Regions from separate parts of the Homo sapiens genome. Here regions 2, 3 and 4 are each linked to region 1. The links are chromatin contacts, found by Hi-C or POLR2A ChIA-PET in ENCODE. All regions are on one chromosome and are shown on one strand. The core of a region is the stretch at or near the end of the contact, and the rest is flanking DNA. Distances in the headings are between cores, read along the strand shown.

Region 1 (3,294 bases), core at 258-2,757:
GCACTGTTTCAAGAGTCTGGCAACCTGGATTCTTTCTCTGGCTCTGTTCCTGCCTTGAGCCATGAAGGAAGGAAAAAATATACATGAGTGCCCACTGTGTCATTTCATGTAGATTTTATTCCAGTTTCCCAACAGTCCTGCAGGAAGCTGGGGTTGAGAGAGTAGATCATTGGCCTACAGACACACAGCCCAGCCTAACAACATAAATTAACCTCTCAACGTTAAATGAAGTAAAATGAAGTTCAGTTCTTAAGTATCTTTAAGTTCCTTTCCTCTCTAACTTCTACTAGTAGAATATTTCTACCAGTAGAAAAAAACAAAAGAAAACCCAAACAACTCTCAACCATGGGCCAAGAGAAACTAAGAAATCGATATTGAAAGGCCAGGAGGGGCAGGAGAAGTGGCTCAGGCCTGTAATCTCAGCACTTTGGGAGGCCGAGGCGGGCGGATCACTTGAGGTCAGGAGTTCCAGACCAGCCTGGCCAACATGGTGAAATCCCTTCTCTACCAAAAAATACAAAAATTAGCCGGGCGTGGTGGCACGCACCTGTAGTCCCAGCTACTCTGGAGGCTGAGGTGGAAGAATCGCTTGAACCCAGGAGGCGGAGTTTGCAGGGAGCCGAGATAGTGCCACTGTACTCCACCCTGGGCGAGAGTGAGACTCCATGTCAAAAAAAAAAAAAAAAAAAAAAAAAAAAAAAAAAAAGACGGGAACGTGTGCAATGTAAAGAAGGCTGGATGAGAAGCCCAGGGAAGTCCTGAGCTAGCTTAGGAGAGATCTTCAGGTGTGGGCGTAGGCATGAGCCGCTGCCTCTCTGTGCCTGTTCCTCATAGGGTCACGGCAGGTGCAGAGCTGGAATTCAAGTCGGCGCTGGGGCTCAGCTGGAGAGGATCCTGGCGGCAAAGCTTGCGAATTACACATATAAATCAGGGAGAGGAAAAGCAAGCGGACTTCCTGCAGCCCTTGGGGGTTGGGAGTGGGGTGCGTTTCCTGCGTCCCTGACCCGGGAAGGACGCTGTTTGGTGGTAGCAAGCACCTAGCCAGAGAGTGGCTGGGCACCTAGCCAGAGAGTAGCTGGTAGGGCGCAGCTGAGGGCTGGAGGGCTTCATCAGAGAACGGCGCTCAGCTAAGGTACCTAGCCAGGAGAGGGTGGAAGTCATTCCCCAATTCCCATCCTTGCGCCCCCCGGCTTAGCCCACGCAGCCTGGACAGAACTGGAGGAGGGGTGCACCTGCAGCTCTCAGCGCCCCGGCTGACCTCGAGGACCCCAGGTTAGGGAGAGCTTCCGAGCGCTCCGACAGGAGCAGGGAGTTGGGGTGGGTAGCTCCGCAGGTGCACGCTGCGGCCCTTAGGGCGACAGCCTCGGAAAAGGCGCATCTCCGGCTGTGGGTTTCTCGGGGGCGGGGCGCAGGGGCGGGGCGGGGCGAGGGGCTCGCAGAGGCCTCGGGTTGGCCGAGCCGGGAGGGAGGAGCATTAGTATTAGCATAGCCCCCGCCCCCTGCGCGCAGCAGTGCCCAGCAACCCGAGCGGAGGCGGCCGCTGCAGCCCGGCGCTGAATGGGCTGGCGGCGCCCGGCTCCGTCCTGCCCGCGGCCGGCCCCCGCGTCTGCTCCCTCCCCGCCCGGGCCCCTGTCGGCCGCCGCCAGTCCCCGCCCCGACTGTGAATGAAAGGCGGGCGCCGCCGAGGGCTGGCTGGGAACGCCGCAGCGACGCCGGCCTCTCGAGAGGCGCGCGCCCCGCCGAGATGTACGGTAAGGAGGGCTCCGCGCCCGGGCCCGGGCCCGCGGGGGCGACTCCGCAAACTTCCCCGGCGCGGACCATTGTCCCCCTGCACGGCCCTGGCGCGGGGCCAGGCCGCTGACCTGGTGCCCGGCGGGGCTGTTGCGGTCGCTCTGTGCGCGCGCGTCTGCGCTGCGAGGACAAAGATGCCTCGGGCCGGGGACCCTGGGGTCCTCTCCAGGCCCGGCGCGTGCCGGTGCTGGGCGGTGGTCCTTCGGGGGGCGGAGGCTCAGGGGAAAGCGGGTCTCCCGGAGCCGAGCAGACCGGGAGTGCTGGAGGAGGTGGTCGTGTGGCAGCATTTGCGGAATTAACAAAAGCGGTTTGTGCCTGGGAGTTTTCTGTGGGAAGCCGGTCCAGGGCTGAGGGAGACGCCCGCGGCCGGTCGTCTGCGCGGCTCGGAGAAGGCGGGAGGCGGCGCCGGCGGCGCAGAGGCCCGGGGAGCAGCCAGTGGCCGAGTCTCGTCTCGCCCGCCTGAATGGACTCGGCCTCTGCCTGCCCCTGCCGCCCCGCGGGATCCAGGTTCACCAACTTCCAGATTTTCCCTCCGCAGTGATGAAGGGAGGAGACGCTGCTGAGAGGGTGCAGCACAGCCCTGACCTCTCCCCGCCTCCACCGCCATCCCCTCAACTGCCGTGCAACAGTTAGCCAGACCCTCACGATGCACGGCTCTGCTTGATCATTTGCTAGGACTCCCTCTGGTTTTGCAGGCAGTGTGGGTGAAGAAGAGAGAGCGCGTTGGGTCCCACATTGCAGCTCTGATGAATGGAGCACTGGAGACCTAGACCAGTCTAGGAATGGACTGCATTCCTGAGCCTGCAGCCCACCAAGGGCTGTGCGTGTGTGTGTGATCCCGGTAGACATAAGTCCATGAAAACCCAGGTCTCTGGCAGCTCTTCTAGTGCCAGCAAAATAATTGGAGCTGTGCTCACCTCCCACCCCCACTGCAAGGTAGGGGCTCAGGCTGCACTTGAGGGGTCAGTGTTTGGAGAAGAGTGCGTTCCCAATTTAACCCATCACTGAGGCTGCTCGGCTGCTCAGCTGCCTCGCTCCGCGAACAGACTGTGAGTCACAAAGTTTGTTAGAGGCAGAGGAAGCTGAGAGCCTGGTGGAAAGGCTCAGCAATTGGTGGGCCCCCCTACTGAGAGAGAGAGAGAGACTGACTCAACTTTTTCATCGGTCTCCTTCCCTGCCCAGTTGCTCAGAAATACGTTTGCATTTCTGATCCAGGGTGAGACATCAGCAGGTCCCCTCAGCAAGTACCATTTCTCTTGGACCAAGTGGGAGGAGGGGGAGGTTGGCCTGAGAGGCTGTGCTGCTGACCACTGGGGACTCTGGGGAAAGGTAAAAAGGCGGTTATGCTTTATAAGCCAGAGGTTGTGATATGTATGTATATATATAGGAGTATGTGTGTATTTTTTTACTCTCTCTGTTTTCCCCCTCTTCTTTTCTGCAGAGGTAGCAGCCTGAAGCTGCAGATCATTTGACAAAAGCATGTGACTGCAGGGGCACCTGCAG
Region 2 (3,294 bases), core at 295-2,794, 970 kb before region 1:
CTGGATTGCTCCCATTGGCATAAAGATACACCTATATCACACATCTTTTAAAAAGTCAACTATCTGGCCGGGTGCGGTGGCTCATGCCTGTAATCCCAGCGTTTTGGGAGGCCAAGGCAGGTGGATCACTTGAGGTCAGGAGTTTGAGACCAGCCTGGCCAACACGGAGAAACCCTGTCTCTACTAAAAATACAAAAATTAGCCGGGCATGGTGGTGGGCACCTGTAATCCCAGCTACTCAAGAGGCTGAGGCAGGAGAATTGCTTGAACTCAGGAGACAGAGGTTGCAGTGAGCCAAGACTGTGCCACTGCACTCCAGCCTGGGTGACAGAGTGAGAGTCCATCTCAAAAAAAAAAGTCAACTATCATCCAATTTCCCTACTTCCTATTTAAATGAGAACTCATGGACAGAGTGTCTTTGCTGTTTCCATTTTCTCAACTTCCACCATCTTTTCACCCCACTGCAATCAAGTTTTCATCCACTGAAATGATTCCTATCATCAAGGTCACCAAAAGTCTCCATTTACATATACAATGGTCAATTGCTTGTCTTTTCTTTCTTTCTTTCTTTCTTTCTGTTTTTTTTTTTTTTTTTGAGTCAGGGTCTTGCTCTGTCTCCTGGGCTGAAGTGCTGCGCAGTGGCACAATCATGGCTCAAGGCAGCCTTGAATTCCTGGGCTCAAGCAATCCTCCCACCTCAGCCTCCAAAAGTGCGGGGATTACAGGCATGAGCCACCTCACTCGGCCTAACTTCATCTTACACCTCTAAGCGTTTTACTGTTGACTAATCTCTTTTTTGAGTTTTTTTTTTTTAAAAGTTTCCGTAACACTGTACTCTCAAACACTAGAATGTAAGCAGAAGGACTTGTTTTATTCACTGCTGTATTCCCAATACGTAAGACTAGTGTCTGGCACATAGTAGCTATTCAATAAATATAATTGATGAATTATGTCCCACATGGCAAGCAGAATACATAGTAGGTGCTCAAAAAATATTGTTTTAATTAATGTGTTAATGAAGGATCCGAAAAGCACCATGATCTGAGGGGAATCCCAGGTCCTAGTTGTTGGTGAACCATTAAGTTAGTTGAGGACTCTTCTGAGATATCGACTTTAAGTCAAGGAGATAATCCTAACGCCAGGTCCTTAGGTGCGGGTCAAGCAAAGAGGCTATAGGGGTAACACTATCACTGACACTAGGGTAGAGACTGAGGAACTCTCAAAAGGGGTGGGGACAGAAATGTGGCTCAAGGAGCATATCTCTGAGGATGGGGCCGGATAGTGTCTTCGCTGACAGGATAGGAATTCTGGAGTTCTCCGCTCTGGGGACGGAGGAGGAGCAAGAATGCTCCGATCCACGCCGCTAAGAAAGTCAAACCCGAAGTTCTCCCACCCTCCGCAGAACACCCGATACTCACGTTCGCCCTCTTGGCCGCTTGCATCGCCATCTTGGCGGGCTGATGAAGTTACCGTAGCAGATACTGAAATTCCTCCGGAGCTCGCTCGGCTTCGGGGGTTACACCGCGTTAGATGCAGGACATCAACATCCAGGACCCGCCGGAAGCTGTTACAGCGGAATAGCGCCGTCTTACGCTGAGACGCGCTGACGTAGCAGCCCCCTTCGAATAGACTCCGGGGTAAAACCGAGCCTGAGCGAGACTCGAGGCCGGAAGATGGAAAGGCGAGAGTCCAAGACACTTCCGGGCTCTGTACCGTAAAGGGCGGGGCGTAGCCTCCAAAAGGCGAGATGTTCCGGTCGGGGAGGCCCTGAGCAGAGGAACCCGGGTGGAGAGGGCGGGGCCTGAGGAGGGCGGAGAGCTGGGGCGGGTCTCAGGTGAGTAACTGGGGAGCGGAGGAGGCGGGGCTTGAGCAGGGTTATGACAGGTAGGGCGGGACCCAGGTGAGTAGCGGGAGGGGGCGGGGCCTGAGGAGGGTGCGGAGAGCTGGGGTGGGGCCCAAGTGAGTATCCGGGAGGGAGCCGGGCCTGAGCAAGGCGGTGAGCTGGGGCGGGACCCAAGTGAGTAATGGAAGGGGCGGGGCCTGAGGAGGGTGGTGGCGGTGGGGCGGGGCCCAGATGTGTAGCGGGAGGTGGTGGGGCCTGAGGAGGGTGGCGAGAGGTGGGGTGGGGCCCAGGTGAGTAGCGGGCGAAGGCGGGGCCTGAGGAGGACTGAGCTGGGGCGGGACCCAGGTGAGTAGCGGAAGGGATCGGGGCCTGAGGAGGGTGGTGGAGGTGCGGCGGGGCCCAGAAGTGTAGCAGGAGGTGGTTGGGGCTGAGGAAAGTGGTGGAGGTGGGGCGGGGCTCAGATGTGTAGCGGGAGGTGGTGGGGCCTGAGGAGGGCGGCGAGAGGTGGGGTGGGGCCCAGGTGAGTAGCGGGCAGGGCTGGGGCCTGCTGTGGTGCCCACTGGTTGCGGGGCGCGCGGGCAGGTGCCGGAGGTGGTGGGCCTGGGCCTCTAGCTGTGCGCAAGGCGGAATATGTGGGGTTCTGGCGGCTTGTGTCACGGCTGACGCTGTAACTATACCCAGAATCTCCGTCCCTGGAGGGGCCCTCAGGTTGAGCGTCAGCTGATCGGGCCTCAGTAATCCCCGCTGCGACGCCCGTCCGGACTCCCACCTCAACCCCGCCGCGGCGGCCCCAGTCCGCGTGCCACCCTTCCAGTTCACTCTTTATTTCCTCATATCAGCTTTAAACGGCTCTGGAGGAAGCACCGGGTTTCTTGGCCTGTCTATTGTGAATCTTCTCCAGGTTTGCTCTGGAAAGGCCTGGGGTGGCCGCGTCCTGTCCTGCCCCATCCTCCTTCACTGGGGCAGTTCCAGGACGATCTTGCCTATGTTCTTGTTGGCCTCCATGTACTTATGGGCCTCCTGGATTTCGGTCACTGGGTAGATTCTGTCCAGAACCGGCAGCAGACGTTGGGGGCCCTCCGTGGAGAAGTGAGGCAGAATTTGCTCCGTGAAAGCATTCACCAGCATTTGCTTGTACTAAGACAAGGGAAAGGAGATCATCAGCCTGGGGAGAGAGCCTCACCCTGCCCTCCTCATCCTCCTCAGCCTTCTTGCTCTCTCTGAAGCCACGTATCTGAAAAAGCACACAGGGACACTTAACCCCTCACTTCCTAGCATGTGTGTGAAATACCCTTGAAGGAGTCATGTGCCATCTCAGAATATGTCCGATAGGTATATTGTTAATTTTGAGGTGAAAGCATTGGAGAAATTGTAGTTTCAGAAAAGGCTAGCTGACCTGTCTCTTCTTGCATGTAGCAAGTCATAAAGATTCCTCTGAGAGGGGTACCCTC
Region 3 (3,294 bases), core at 306-2,805, 550 kb before region 1:
AGAGGCTAGAACAAGGCACTTTCACACAGTCTGCATTGGACTAGATTGGGAAGTAGGCCCTACATTAGGGGACGAAACTCATGAGTGCCCGGGTATTTTCAGCTATTATTGGGGATAGGGACTCTGCGGGTGGCTAGAGGTACTGCTAAGCCAGAGCTCAGGAGATGCACCTAGGGCCCCAGTAGTAGGTCTCCGATAAGAATCAGGGGAATGAATATATAAATGAATGAATATATGAATGCATGTGGGGGTGTGGTCTAGCGATTACTTTATGAGCGTGACAAGGATAGGAAGAGGATGGTGAAAGCATACAGTAGTACCTGCCTGTGAAAGAAGCTGCCCGTCGACTCAGAGAGCTGCCACGGAGATTGGTGTTTTCAAGGCTGTCAGGTTCCCCAGTTGGGAGAAGGGTGGGAAGGGCTTAAGGATTTACAGAGATTGATTTAGGGGAGAACACACAGGAAGCGAAACAGCAGGAAACGCCGGGAGACAGCAGCAGCAGGACAGGATTGAGGAAGGGTAAGAGTGCGAAATGGGGTAAGAATAAAAGAAAGGAATGGACAGATGTATGCTTTACAAGGCACTTCCACGGCGAGTGACTCATTCATGCTTAGGACAACCCAGGGAGAGACATAGGTATATATTGCATTGCCAGCCTTTGGAATGCGGGATGCGGTCCAGATAAGGCCATCGCAGCTCAGAGAGGCTGTTCAGCCGCTGTTCGATTCCTCTGGTGACAAGAACACTCTACTTTTGGAAGTAGCACTTCTATTAGAGAAGTTAAAAAAAAAAAAAAAAGAAAAGGGAGATAAGAAGAAAGGTGTGGGCCCCTTGAGGGGAAAGATCTGTGAATGACAGACATTTTAGATAATTCATGGAATTGCAGAGCCAGAACGGGTCAGGCAGATCTTTTCATCTGTAAAACGAAGGGGGCAGACGATCTTCCTTTTCTCTTGTCTAATAGCCTGTGAAATCATCTAGGCAACCACCTCCCAATTTTACAGAATAAAAAACGAGGCCCGCGGGATATGTCTCGCTCAAAGTAACAGAACGCCCGAGTGGAGGGACAGGCCCGGAGCCGACTCCGCCCCGTCCGCAGGGCCTCTCGCCGCTCCGACACCTTCCCAGAAAGATAAAGAACAGCGGGAGGCGGCAGGCCCGGCGGCCTAGCTGCGAGCGCCCTGGTGTTCGAGGCCGCTTCCCGGCAGCAGTGGGAGGAACGCCCCGAGGGGAGGGCAGGAGAGGGGCGGGGAGGAGTTGAGACGGGCGGGGAAGAGTTCGGGCCTCCTTTCCCACACTTCGTTAGGACGCCGGCTGGGGCGGGCCGGCAGAGGGCGCGGGGCGGTTCCTCGCTCGGCGGGCCCGGCAGGCCCGGCGGGCTGGGGGCGCGCTGTCCCGGGCGCACTGTCGGAGCTCGCGGGCACCGGGTCGCGGCGGCCCGGGCGGCCGGAGCCGGCAGGGGAAGTGCGGCGGGCGGGCAGGCGGGCGGCCGGGAACGGGCGGGGCGGGGCGGGGCGCGAAGGGGGCGGTGCCGCGAGCGGGGGGCGGTGGCGGCGGCGGCGGTGGCGGCCGAGGAGGAGAACATGGCGGCCGCGGAGAGCGGCTGAAATGCCTGTTCTTCAGGCCGGGCGAGCGGGAGTCTGACGCGATTTGCTGAGCTCTGTCCTCCGACGGCTGCCTCGCGGCCTTGAGGGCCTCCGCCGCCTGTTCGCTGCTGCTCCCTCGAGCGGAGCCTGCGTCAGGTTCCCTCTGCATCCCCCTGCGGGGGGACCCCTGCTCCGGAGGAGGGGGCCGGAGAGCCGCGGCGCCGGGCCCGAGGAGCGGCGGAGGCCGGGGCGGCGCCGCCGCCACGGTCGCGGACGAGTGCGGCGCCGGTGAGCGGGGCCCAGAGGCGGCGGCGGCAGGTGAGTGGCGGGCTGCGGGTGCGGAGCCTCCCGGTGGGTGCAGCTGTCACGAGCCGCGCGGCCGCGGAGGCCCTAGGGGGCGGGGAGCAGCTGGCGCCCCTCCGCCCCCTGCTCTCCTTTCTCCCGCTCCATCCTCCTCCCACTTCCCCGAGTTCCCCTCGCGGCCCGGCGCGGCTGGAGGGGGCGGAGGTCGCAGCTGTCACGGGCACCAGCTGGGGGCTGCTCCCCGCCGGGGGAAATCGCTGCAGCAGCGACTTCTCTCCGCCTCTTTTCCAGTTGCCCTAGTTAGCGCGGAGAGGGCGAGCATCCGCGGAGGGGGTGCGAGCTGCGCGGCCGCCTGCCCGGCGTGGGGAGCGGGCGCCCCGGGCCGCCGCCGAGAGGGGGAGCCGGAAGTCGGCGCGGGCGCCCCTCGGCCCCGACGACGCCGTGACCTTGGCCGGCCCGCTCACCTCTCGGAATCTCGCCTGCCGGGACCGCGAAATGGGGGCGACCGCGGCGTCCCTCTCCGTCGGCGCAGCCCTCGACGGCGCTTGGGTTTGACCCCGGCGCGCTTGCTCGCCCCTTCTCCCGAGAAGGGGTTTCGGAGGTAGACATGGGATGGATACTGGACATGTTCCTGTCGCGGCCCGGGTTTGGTCCCCTTCCTGGGATTCAGCCGAAAGGGCCGAGGAAGGGAAGCAAACATGTTGACGAGGCGATTGGGAGGTGGGGTTGGTTAGTGGGCAGTGACAGAATTCGGGCCGCTCTCTAGTCCCTTGTAAAAGACCTGAAAAAATCGGACACCCAGGGTCTCCAGTCCTTACTACCCAGCTGTGGTGGCTGCTTTTTTATTTTATTTAAAAGCAGTTACCCCCATGGGTAGACACTGCCCAGTCTGACGACGTTAGAGGGAGACGGAGGGGTTGACAATACAGCCTGTGTGTGTGTGACAAGGACAGGCCACGGTGTTGTGTCCGGAGAGTTTCATGGGGAGGAAAACTTTAAGCTGGAGGATCTGTTAGCCTCTCATGCTTGGCCCTCCTCGTTTCTTGTAGAGGTGTTGAACAGGCAGGTGTCCTTGTGCAGAAGGTGACATTTTTTCTTCGGAGACGGTGAGTTTTTAATGTCGAGTGTGATGTTGGTGAGTAAAGGGTTCTTGAGTGAATTGCAGTCCCAGCACCCTCTGTGGATGCCAAGAGGAATCTCTGTGGCGATGATTTGTGAGGGCTGGTGCTTACATTTCAGTGATTAAGAAATCAAGTGTCTGCTTAAAACATTACTGCCGTGAAGCGTAGATTATATGATACAGTTGAGGGATGGATCTCAAGGGTTAAATTTGTTTGAGGTTTGTCTCCTCTTCTGGAATTGGTTGGAGGCTAGTCTCAAAAAAAAAGCAAACAAAACAACAACA
Region 4 (3,294 bases), core at 419-2,918, 550 kb after region 1:
CAATTATTTTCACACTGAATTTCCCCACATCACAGATTTATTTTGGACTTTGAAAATAAGAGTAATTTATAATGACAAAATAATATAATGTTACTCTGCTTTTTCTTAGAGATATTTTTATTTGTTATGGATAAAGGAAAGATTAGAAAAACTTCAAATATTCTGAAATACTATATTTCTCTCATTGCAAAGATTATTTCCTTTGAAAAAATCATGGAATAATATCAGTGAAAACGAGGATGCAAATACATTATGAAGTTTAAGCTTTCATTAGAATTCAAACCAAAATTACTAATTTTCTCATGTCATACTTAACTTAAAATGCTTCATTAAGCACGGGCGGCCAGGTGCGGTGGCTCACACCTATAATCCCAACACTTTGGGAGGCTGAGGCAGGCGGATCACTTGAGGTCAGGAGTTTGAAACCAGCTTGGCCAACATGGTGAAACCCCATCTCACTAAAAATACAAAAATTCGCCAGGTGCGGTGGTGGGCACCTGTAATCCCAGCTACTCGGGAGGCTGAGGCAGGAGAATTGCTTGAACTCAGGAGGTGGAGGTTGCAGTGAGTCGAGATTGCGCCACTGCACTCCAGCCTGGGCGACAGAGCATGACTCTGTCTCCAAAAAAAAAAAAAAAAAAAGTTTAAAAAATCATTCAATTAATCCAGGAAATAGTATCGATCGTTTTCCAGACACTGTCAGTCACTGGGGATGGAAAGCTGAAGGAGAGCAAGGTCCCTCCCTTCAGGGCATAACTGAGCTGTAGGTAACATGTCATGGAAGTAGAGAAGAGGACACAATCCTAAGATGAAAGATTAAAAACATCAAAGAAGAAGGCATATTTTTGCTAGGATGTGGAATCTGAAGCCTTTTTTGGAGGAGAGACAGAAAGTCAGGGGTTACTGGCATTTCAGTGAGAACTAAGAATATAAACAAAGACAAAAAGTTTGACTGCTTTGACTCACTCAAAACAGGTTACTCAAAACAAGAGAAATGCAAATCAAAACTACACTGAGATAACATTTCTCACCCATCAGATTGGCAAAAATTCAAGTGTGGGAACATGTGCTGCTGGCAAGGCTGTGGAGACACAGATGCTCTCGCACAACACTGAGGGGGATGTAAACAGTGCAACCCCATGGCCCTGTGGCAACAGCTAAAAAGATCCCATGGTATGCTAAGGGTAGGAACAGGAGAGGGATGGGGTAGAGCGGGAGCAATCAGGAATGGCGGTGAAAAGGTAGACTGTGGTTCGACTGCTGAGAGCCACAACGTCATGCTAAGCAGCTTATCCAGCAGGCAATGAGGAGTGAGTCGAGTTTTTTATGAAAAATAAGGACATCAACAGAACTGTATTGCAAAATGATGATTTAAACTCAAATTTGCTTATGATTAAAAGGAATAATAAAACCAACATCTGAGAAAGCACACTCCTCTTCCTTAGGCTGCCATTGAGCCACTGAATAAAGTGACGAGAAGACCAGGGTCCTTCGTTTTTTGGGTGATGAATTTTTCTGCTTTACTTGAATACTAGTTAGTCATACATAAAGCAGTAAGGCAGAGGGGACACTGGAAGTCCAGAATGGGACTGCACACTGGACTGTGCCACCAATGAACACCAAGAATGACCTGGACCGACAGCCCCACACCCCACAGGCTGGGGAACTTCTTTCAGCTCATGAATCATCAGTGGGGAAGCGGGGGGAAGGGGTGCTTTCCTAGAGCATGTGGACAGCAAGTACTGCTAACAAAAATCCTTTTCTAAAAAGAAAACAATCTTGAAGCCACTTGTCATTTCTATGTAAGGATTCATTTAGTAAGACACTCTCTCCTTCACAGGCCCAACTAGAATAAAATCTCACTTCTAGGTCTCTACAATTTTGTTCAATCTAAGTATGCTAGTGAGACAGGCCTCATTACTATAGAGACCTGATCATAATAAAACCCATTCTACACCCTGCATTTCATCCCATCTAAGATGCACTTATAAGATCACTTGTAAGACACACCATTATTTTTTTTTCTACCCCTAAGAAAGAAAAGCACTCAGCCAATTTAACTAACTCAATGACTTAATTAAGCATAATCCTTCGTGACATGTGAATTGGTCACACCAGCCTCTTGATGAACTGAAATTCCTTTCATCTATTCAGGGGAACTTGGCAGTTTGGTCTACCTTCAGATGCAATGCTTTAGTGTGACAATAAATTATTTTGGTTATATCTCAGTAATAAAAAAATACAGCTTCATCTATTTGGGGATATCCTCTTTTTTAAAAAGGCTCTATAAAGCCTCCTTAAAAAAAAAAAGGCTCTAAAAAGCACCTGGTTGTTGCTTTGCAAAATAATATGGAATTCCTCCAATGCTGAATATTTGTTTTACTAACATCCAGTGTATTCCCCTCTATTCTGTCCACACCTTTCTGCATTTATAACAACATTGTCTTTAATGCCAAATCACAGTATACTCTCTTCCGAGAACTTTTTTTTTTTTTTTGAGACGGAGTCTCCCTCTATTGCCAGGCTGGAGTGCAGTGGCATGATCTCGGCTCACTGCAACCTCTGACTCCCAGGTTCAAGCGATTCTCTGGCCTCAGCCTCCCAAGTAGCTGGGACTACAGGCGCACGCACCACGCGCAGCTAATTTTTGTATTTTTAGTAGTGACGGGGTTTCACCATGTTGGCCAGGATAGTCTCGATCTCTTGACTCCATAATCCACCTGCTTCGGCCTCCCAAAGTGCTGGGAGTACAGGCGTGAGCCACTGTGCCTGGCCTCTGAGGACATTTTAAATGACAACACATGTAGTGCCAAAAGTGGATACAACTCAGTTGAAGTGACAACAAATGATCAGCTATGATCAAGTTCACACATGTGCAGGAAATGACAGCCCATCATAACCACTGCCTAACCAACTGCAATTGTGAGGTATCATTGGCTATATATCTCAACATCAGAAATATTAAGATATGAAAAAGTGTCTTCAAATCAATGAAACACTACTAATCCACACCAAAGTACACAGTAGCAAAGGGTTGCTAACGGAGATTATAAAATCTCCTTAATTAGAATACCTATGAAATAACAAATATAGATACACCTGCCAGGCAATGCTTGCCAAACTCTATTCAATGTCCAGGAAAACAAAGTCAGAACATCCAAAAGACATCTCACTTCAAAGTGAGGAGAAAAATCATTTCGCTACATAGCTGGAGAGAATATTTTGTCAAATGCAATCGGAGGACACCTCCAGGCATGAAATATTGTTGTTATTCTTAAAATTAACCAGCAATAG

What was found. A loop is a pair of places that touch in the nucleus more often than their neighbours do. ChIA-PET counts read pairs that join two places held with the same protein, here RNA polymerase II (POLR2A). Pooled maps may share reads with other maps.
Region 2: a loop to region 1 is called in a map of CD8-positive, alpha-beta T cell, with 18 times the contacts of the local background. The contact joins the promoter of SF3B6 here to the promoter of EFR3B in region 1. A Hi-C loop is called at or near these places in 2 of 168 maps with a recorded cell type or tissue (CD8-positive, alpha-beta T cell and naive thymus-derived CD4-positive, alpha-beta T cell) and 11 of 50 pooled maps. POLR2A ChIA-PET finds 5 or more read pairs at or near these places in 3 of 52 experiments (Caco-2, HepG2 and PC-9).
Region 3: a map of B cell shows a loop between it and region 1 (6-fold over the local background). The contact joins the promoter of NCOA1 here to the promoter of EFR3B in region 1. A Hi-C loop is called at or near these places in 4 of 168 maps with a recorded cell type or tissue (B cell, CD8-positive, alpha-beta T cell and naive thymus-derived CD4-positive, alpha-beta T cell), 2 of 37 single-sample maps with no recorded cell type and 14 of 50 pooled maps. POLR2A ChIA-PET finds 5 or more read pairs at or near these places in 1 of 52 experiments (A549).
Region 4: a loop to region 1 is called in a pooled map, with 10 times the contacts of the local background. The contact joins the enhancer-like site here to the promoter of EFR3B in region 1. A Hi-C loop is called at or near these places in 1 of 37 single-sample maps with no recorded cell type and 4 of 50 pooled maps. POLR2A ChIA-PET finds 5 or more read pairs at or near these places in 1 of 52 experiments (CD8-positive, alpha-beta memory T cell).

What each region holds. Positions count from the first base shown.
Region 1 is chr2:25,040,569-25,043,862 of GRCh38, forward strand. EFR3B (EFR3 homolog B) reads left to right here and starts at 1,508. Exons shown (of 23, transcript NM_014971.2): 1 at 1,508-1,751. The coding sequence starts at 1,745. RefSeq lists enhancers at 516-1,465, 1,466-2,414 and silencers at 1,372-1,991, 2,122-2,201, 2,312-2,441, 2,772-2,901.
Region 2 is chr2:24,074,782-24,078,075 of GRCh38, forward strand. It overlaps SF3B6 (splicing factor 3b subunit 6), which reads right to left and starts at 1,545. Exons shown (of 4, transcript NM_016047.4): 1 at 1,419-1,545. The coding sequence starts at 1,448. TP53I3 (tumor protein p53 inducible protein 3) reads right to left here. Exons shown (of 5, transcript NM_004881.5): 5 at 2,652-2,980. The coding sequence ends at 2,798. It also overlaps a transcript of FAM228B not described here. RefSeq lists enhancers at 831-1,363, 1,364-1,895, 1,430-1,659 and a silencer at 1,770-2,419.
Region 3 is chr2:24,489,699-24,492,992 of GRCh38, forward strand. It overlaps NCOA1 (nuclear receptor coactivator 1), which reads left to right and starts at 1,556. Exons shown (of 23, transcript NM_003743.5): 1 at 1,556-1,904. RefSeq lists silencers at 1,209-1,548, 1,526-1,684, 1,839-2,328.
Region 4 is chr2:25,585,888-25,589,181 of GRCh38, forward strand. All of the region lies in intron 6 of DTNB (dystrobrevin beta), which reads right to left. Among named protein-coding and RNA genes, the nearest start is that of DTNB, 86 kb to the right of the region's middle. Within about 2 kb of position 1,669, at least 3 of the 41 ENCODE cell types and tissues checked have a DNase peak (open chromatin) inside an H3K27ac peak, as active enhancers do.